Regions from separate parts of the Homo sapiens genome. Here region 1 is linked to region 2. The links are chromatin loops, found by intact Hi-C in ENCODE. Cell type or tissue: heart right ventricle. All regions are shown on one strand.

What was found. Peaks named below come from ENCODE experiments on the same cell type or tissue, not always from the same donor. Only the 100,000 strongest peaks of a DNase experiment are listed, where the experiment ranks them.
Region 1: it touches region 2 in a loop (2.7-fold over the local background); 3 of 110 quality-filtered maps call a loop at or near these places.

The regions. Positions count from the first base shown.
Region 1 is chr6:17,930,285-17,934,284 of GRCh38, reverse strand. The region is part of intron 2 of KIF13A (kinesin family member 13A); the gene reads left to right. Among named protein-coding and RNA genes, the nearest start is that of KIF13A, 55 kb to the left of the region's middle. RefSeq lists a silencer at 1-114. In heart right ventricle, no CTCF peak of the experiment used is centred here; a DNase peak (open chromatin) is centred at 1,614; H3K27ac peaks cover 4,000 bases.
Region 2 is chr6:17,831,834-17,835,833 of GRCh38, reverse strand. It overlaps KIF13A (kinesin family member 13A), which reads left to right. Exons shown (of 39, transcript NM_022113.6): 12 at 1,763-1,873. Among named protein-coding and RNA genes, the nearest start is that of NUP153-AS1, 130 kb to the right of the region's middle. In heart right ventricle, a CTCF peak has its summit at 2,376; no DNase peak of the experiment used is centred here; H3K27ac peaks cover 1,592 bases.

The DNA of each region.
Region 1 (4,000 bases), 98 kb before region 2:
CAAGCCGGGCCCTCTGCTCTGACCTCACACAGGTCACTTAAGAATTTGAAGAAGGCCAATGTCCTGTGGCCATTAGACAGTAGTGTGAGAGATGGAAAGAGGTGCCTTTTGTAATTACGAAGAAACTGTGTCCTGGTTTTTATGAAAATGCTTGTCTTTTTATTCTTTTCAACTTAAATGTTTACTTTTTCGCATTCTTCAAAAAAAAATAAAAGTTGACCCTAACGACACAATTTAGATTGAATTGAGTTATAAAAGGCAGCTTTCTTTATCTGTGAGAGAAAATATAACTTGAAATCCTATGTTTCCATAGTTACATTGCATTGTAATAAGATAAAAGCAGGACTAAGGGATATGTTTGAAAGGCGCTCCAGGAGCTGGCTGAGATAAATGTGATTATTAAGCCACTGTGCCAGGCTTTGGTGGGGAGCTAGGCAGGCAGGTCGAACTAGTTGAAATTTCCCATTAGAAGAAAGGCATTTCTAATGCTTTGTGTTGAAGGTAAAAGTGAACCACAGAAACACACTATTGCTTCTGCATTGGAAGTTTATATTTCACTCATACTTAGAATCAGAACTTGTTAAAGTAGTTGCTTTTGGAACTGTACATAATATTTTTCCCGTGTCAGGAAATCAATAAACTTAAAAAAAAATCTAAATTGTTGGTTTGATCATTCTGATTTCTACTCCTTCTTATGTCCCATTTAGTTAATTATTTTCTTTATTCAAAGAATACTGGAAGGCCAAAACATTGTGGCCCACACCTATAATCCCAGCACTTTGGGAGGCCAAGGCAGAAGGATCACTTGAGTCCAGGAGTTTGAGACCAGCCTGGGCAACATAGTGAGACCTTGTCTCTACAAAAAAAAAAAAAAAAAAAATGAGCTGGGTGTGGTGGTGCGTGCCAGCTACTTGGGAGGCTGAGGCAGGAGTATCACTTGAGCTCAGGAGGTTGAGGCTACAGGGAGCTCAGGAGGTTTCTAACAAAGAAAGATGCAGTTGGTATGCACTCTTTCTTGGTTAAGAGGAGAGATTGCCAACCAGTACATCTTTTATAGGTGCTGTAAAATCATGTTATACCTGCACTTTCTTGGGTTTCCTTTGTTCCCATCACTTGACAACTCTTAAATTCATGTTCTCCAGCCATTCTTTTCATTATTAATAGAAGAGAAACTGGGCCCAGGAAGGTTCAAGGATATGGCCGAGGTCACAGAGCCTTTCTCTTCTTTTAAAGAAACAATGATACACTTTAGATATTCTTATCTTACTGTGAATTAATTTTTTTTTCTAATTAAGCTTTTTGGGTGACCTTGAGCAAATGAAAAGCTTGACTTTTTCCTCTGCTTTACCGTATTGTGATTTCCTTGGGGTTGGCAGAGATTTGGAAAGGGATGTATTCCAGAACTGGAAAAATAATTTGGCCAAATTAAGCAAAATCTCCATGGGATGTTGGTGCCACTTACCCCAGTTTTTTTTTTTTTTCTTTCCATTCTCACAGACTTCCTCCTCGCTTCAACCCTCTCTCTGCTATCTGAGTCAAGGCCTCTGGCCTGCATACAAGCTGTAGGAGCTTGCATAGCGTTTCTGGAATCTGTACAGTAGTGCTGTGCTGTGGTGGGGTGGGGAGAAGGCAAATACAAGGGTGTTGAGGTGACAGTTCCGGTGTGTCAGATTGGTGGGTCAGAGAACTGTTTGCTCAGTGCCAGAATGTTGGAAAACAAAAGCAAGTTTCTAAGTAACCCCAAAATAGATTCACAGGCAGGATCAAGAAGCTAATGCAGATGTTCCTTATTTTTTAGAAAGAAGATCTAAAAGCCTTATGCAACTATGCAGAATTTCTAAAATGGATTTCATAAGGTCGCAACGTTACTAAATGACTTGTTTATTCAGCCAGCAATGCTTTAGTCTGGCTGACTCTTGGTGTTTAATTGCATTAGTTCTATGAAGCATTTTGTGATGTTGTTCACCGATGTACAAGGCATTCGGGCATACAATACAGTATTTATGCAATATTTAGGTGATTTTCAAAATATAAGCCTGGTGCCAAATATGGATGTAAAATTTTAAACAGTATGTCTACCATAACCCCATTTGGGAGGGGAAAAGTTATGTGTGTGTATCTGTGTGTGTGTCTAGCATGTGTCGGTGGTTCTCAAACTTTGACATACATCGGAGTCACCTGGAGGGCTTATTAAAACACAGATTGCTGTGTCTTCCCCTAGAGTTTCTTATTCAGTAGGTCTGCAGTGGGGCTCAAGCATTTGCTTTTCCAGTGAGTTTCCAGGTGATGCTGATGCTGTTAGTCTGGGGACCACAGTTTGGGAACCATTGTGGGGAACAGAAGCATAGAAACAAATCTAGAAGGAAAATTTACCATTATTGTTTAACAATAGTTATCTTATGTCTGGATAATGGGATTACTGGGGCTCTTTATTTTTCTTTTATACTTTCTGCATTTTTTTCCCATTATCATTAGAAGAAATCGCATTTAAAAGTTTTTCTGAGGCTCTAATACCTACGCTGTCATGAACACACAGTTGTTACTGTCTTCTATTGTCCAGTCTTACAATGTTGTCATTTATGACCACAGAGCTTCATGGAACCAGGTGAGGTGGTGCATGCCTGAAGTCCCACTTACCAGGGAGGCTGAAGTAGGAAGATCACTTGAGTCCAGGAGTTTGAGACCAGCCTAGGCAACATAGCAGGATCCTATTTCTAAGAAAAAGTTTAAAAATAAATAAGAACAAAGCATCAAGAATGCAATATTTTGTGTCCCTGGTTTTTATTTTGCCTTCCCAACATGTGAGTTTTTAGGGTACCTTTATCACTTCTTATTTTACTACATGGTGCTAAACACATGGTAAGTGTTCAATAGGTACTCAATAGCCCCATTAGTTAGAATTGATTCTTTTATGCCACATCACTTCTCTTAAGACTCCATGGAATACTATTTCATGAGTGCAAATTGTGTTTGATATCCATTTGAAAGAGGAAGATCTCATCAAAATCTGAAAGAACAGTAAAGAATTTGTATAAGGTAGCAAAATAAGACAAAGCTAAAGTGATAATCCAGCTCTCGTGACCTTAGAATAAACTGGTCAACCAAGAACAAAACTCTAGCACTAGAAATAGCACTTTATTATGTGAAAGCTCTCACAGTTTGGCCTTTAACATTTTAGGAATAATAAGTGTGTAACATCACACATAAAAAACAAAGCCTTAAGAATGTGGTGTTTTCCCATGAAAGAACAGCAAGGATATTATGCATATATGTGTGTTTCATTGATATTTTAGGAAGGCCCTTTGTTAATCAAAAATGAACCTGCCGGATGTTGATTAGTGGAGAAAACACTTAGAATACAGAGAACAATTTTTAAGCCTGAGTCTACCAAATTCTAGGCAAGTTCCTTAACCCCTTGTGTAAACCGTATTCTGTAAATGGGAACATTGGTCTGTAAACAGTTTGGATTTTCACAATGATCAAGTGAACTCATGCTTGAGAAAGCCTGTTAGAAGCGTGTTAAAATCCTCTGAACTCCAGGGTAGTGGTAGTGAGATCACCACTGTCCCTTTTCTTTTCCCAGCCCTGTGGTCTATTGTGGAAACTTACTTAACTCCCTGGATTTTCTGTCCCAGGGAAGGTTATGGCAAAGTGTGGCAAATCCAGGTTCTTCTAGTCTACCTTCCATCCTGCCCAGCTAATTTGGCAGTACCACTCAGCCTTTGTATGAACTCTGAGGTCAGGCAACTTTAGCAAATGCAAGATAGCTTCTGAATGCTGTTTTTCCTGATAACGTAAGTTCCTTTCCTATTACCCTGTTTCCAGGAAATTAAAATAATTACTGTCTCTGTGGAAATGCATGAATCCGTTATTTTAAAAAATGATTTATCACCTGAGGAATTTGTTACTTCTTGTTCAGTGCCTGTATTAGGAAGCTAAGGAATTAGGCATTTGTGAGCTCTCCCTTATACATTCTCATGGTGCTTCACAATGCCCGCTA
Region 2 (4,000 bases):
TGCCAGGCACTATGTTAATACTTCTATCCATCAGCATATTTTATCAAAAAGTAATCAATAGAAGACTGAAAAAACAAAAAGGTGAAGCCAAGAGTCTGAATACTCTATTAATTGGTGATCTTGGCATTACATTGTAATTGTTTGTTTATATATCTTTCTCTTCTTCCAGGCTGTGGCTCTTAAAGTACAAGATGCTGTGTTTTATTGATTTTTTTATCCCCAACCCCTAGCCTAACATTGATACTAGAAAGCACTTACCACAATACCTTGCACATAGTAAGTTCTCAATAAATGTTGCTGATTTTTATTATAATTTATAATCATTCAGTGCATAAAGTATAATTTTCAGATAGATTGTAAGAAGGGTAGCAAAACACCAGAAAAATAAAAATGCTGATAAACCTTGAAAATAGTCATGATGCTAGGAGGAAAGTATAATGGTTCTGCAATGTGTTTATAGGTGGATTATCTACTTATTTGCATTTTTACTGTGACCACATAATCTGGGCGAGATGGCTCAAGCAATACCTGGCTGAAGGAAACAGAAGAAGAGCCAGCCACATAGGTCCACCTAGAATTTTCTTTTTCTGTTTCTTTTTTTTTTTTTTTTTTTTTTTTTTTTTTTTTTTTTTTTTTTTGGCGGGGGCGGGTGGACAGAGTCTCTCTGTTGCCCGGGCTGGAGTGCAGTGGCACCATCTTGGCTCACTGCAACCTCTGTCTCCTGGGTTCAAGTGATTCTTTTGCCTCAGCCTCCCAAGTAGCTAGGATTACAGACAGGCATGCGCCATTATACCCAGTGAATTTTTTTTGTATTTTTAGTAGAGACAGGGTTTCGCCATGTTAGCCAGGCTGGTCTCAAGTGATTCACCCACCTCAGCCTCCCAAACTGTTGGGGTTACAGGCAGGAGCCATTGGCCTGGCCTATAATTTTCATATATGTCCCACTGTACTCAGCACTAAATGCCACTGTCAGGCTCTGTTAATACCATGAGCCTCAGGCATACTCAGCTAGCTTCCAGATCATCACATCCCAGCTTCTTGTCCAAGCTCTGCCATCTTTCTTGTTCATAGAGTTTTAACTTTGTAGAGGCTCATGTTACTTTAAGGTGTCAAAGCATATTATTGACAAGTAAAGGCCTCTCCCCTCAAAATTTTGTTAAGCTGCAAGTATCTGTATTGAAACCTCTTAGTTACTCTCCCTGAACAAACTAGAAGGGAAACCACTGCCTTTTTAGCCAGCTGTGCTGCTTCTGGGTGAATGATAATGATAAATAACAAAATGCATGACCATCAGTGGAGAAAGGTAGTCTAAAGGCCCAGATTCAAAATTTAAAATACATGAGAAGTCTTTACCTTTTCTAGCAGATTAATTTAACTGGAATTCATTTATTGATGATGAGTGTTAACCTCCGTCTTATTGAAAAAGAAGTCTGCTTAAGTAACCTTTTGTCCTGCTTATCTATTTCAAAGTTGAACGTTAGCATCTTTTAGGGCTTTAAATGTGAAATTTAAGTATAATGGATAAAATGACTAATGATTTGTTTCATTTTCATTCAGGACACTGGTATTTCTTTTTCAGGGAACAGCCATGTTCTCTTACATTCGTTTGATTAATAAAGGTTAAAAACCCACCCTAACAGCATATAACTTAATTTTTTCCAACAGACTATTGATAACTGCTTAAGAGGGACAGTAACTGATTGTCTTGTATATGATGGTGGAAAAATTTTGAACATCAGATATCTCTGATTTCATTTTAAAGGCCATGAAGGCCCCTGAACTGAAGGAGAAGCTCGAAGAGTCTGAAAAGCTGATAAAAGAACTAACAGTGACTTGGGAAGAGAAGCTGAGAAAAACAGAAGAGATAGCACAGGTAGCTTGATAATTTAGCCCTAAAATATTGGGATTCTTTTTCACTTATTGTCTTTTCTGTGTAGTTTGCTGTCATCTTCAGAAAGTCTTTTTTTTTTTTTTTTTTGAGACGGAGTCTCACTCTGTCGCCCAGGCTGGGGTGCAGTGGCGTGATCTCGACTCACTGCAACCTCCACCTCCCGGGCTCAAGCAGTTCGCATGCCGTAGCCTCCCGAGTAGCTGGGATTACAGGTGCCTACTACCATGCCTGGCTAATTTTTATATTTTTAGTAGAGATGGGGTTTCACCATGTTGGCCAGGCTGGTCTCAAACTCCTGACCTCAGGTGATCTGCCAGCCGCAGCCTCCCAAAGTGCTGGGATTACAGGCATGAGCCACTGCACCCAGCCTCAGAAAGTCTTTTAAGGGCCCTTTTCTGCTGAACCAGAGATTGCAAAGATCACTTTTTTTTTTTTTTTTTTTTTTGAAGACAAGGTCTCCCTCTGTCACCCAGGCTGGAGTACAGCAGCTCAATCACAGCTCTCTTGCAGCCTCAACATCCTGGGCTCAAGTGATTCTCCTCCCTCAGTCCCCCCAAGTAGCTGGGACCACAGGCATGTGCTACCATGCCCAGCTAATTTTATCTATTTTGTGTAGAGCTGTGGTCTTATTTTGTTGCCCGGGCTGGTCTCAAACTCTGAGCTCAAGTGATTCTTCTGCCTCAGCTTCCCAGAGTGCTGGGGTTACAGGCATGAGCCACTGTGCCTCGCCCAGCAAAGATCACTTTTAGACATTGACGTCAGGTCTTTTTATCAATGTACAGTTTGGCCTGTATATTTGCTAGACGTGTTAGATAGCACTAAATTTGAACAAGCATGGTTACAGAAAATGTCATTCATATTTCCTGCTCTTCACATTTAAACGAAAGTCTGCCTTGTGATTTTTTTTTTTTTTTTTTTTTTTTTTTTTGCAGACAGAGTCTCTCTCTGTCGCCCAGGCTGGAGTGCAGTGGCGCAATCTCGGCTCACTGCAACCTCCGCCTCCTGGGTACAAGCGATTCTTCTGCCTCAGCCTCCCGAGCAGCTGGGACTAGAGGCTTGCGCCACCACTCCTGGCTAATTATTTTTGTACTTTAGTAGAGATGGGGTTTCACCGTGTTGCCCCAGCTGATCTCAAACTCCTGAGCTCAGGCAATCCACCCACCTTAGCCTCCCAAAGTGCTAGGATTACAAGTGTGAGCCACTGTGCCCAGCCTTGTTTTGTGATTTTTAGATCACCTGGCAAAGCATGAGGCTACCTGATTTTTATTTTATTTTATTTTATTTTTATTTATTTAATTTTTTATTGAGATGGAGTCTTGCTTTGTCACCCAGGCTGGAATGCAGTGGCGCAATCTTGGCTCACTGCAACCTCCGCCTCCCCAGTTCAAGCTATTCTCCTGCCTCAGCCTCCCAAATAGCTAGGACTATAGGTGTGTGCCACCACAACTGGCCAATTTTTGTATCTTTTGGTAGAGTCAGGGATTCACCATGTTGGCCAGGCTGGTCTCAAACTCCTGACCTCAGGTGATCCACCCGCCTTAGCCTCCCAAGAGGCTACCTAATTGACAGAGAATTTGTAACGTATAGCATATCATAATTTTTCAATGTATTTGATTCTTTGGGCTTGTTAGGAAATGCTGTATGTTTATATTTTAACTTTTACTTAAGTTAAAATATAAAGGAAGGACTAATTCTCGGGGTTATGTGCATTATGAATTTCTCTACATTATATATTTCACGAACATTTTTAATCTCATTGATCATTTGGAAATATTGGACCATCCCAATCACGTAGCTTAACAGCAGTCACTGGAACCCAGTCCAGCCTTCTGCTGATGTGTTTCTTATAGATATCGTTCACACCCACACATACCCCTACACCTCACTCACTGTCCCGCTTAACATTGCTTTATGTTTCTCCATAGTACTTAACACCATTGGAAATTCTATGTACCATATTGACTTAACTGTTTTCTTATGGCCTGTCTCCTCCCACCAGAATATAACTTTTCATGAAAGACGGGACTTCATTGGGTTCAGTGCTGTATTCCCAGCCCGAGATCAATACCTACTACATTGTAGACTCTAATAAATATATCTTGAATGAAT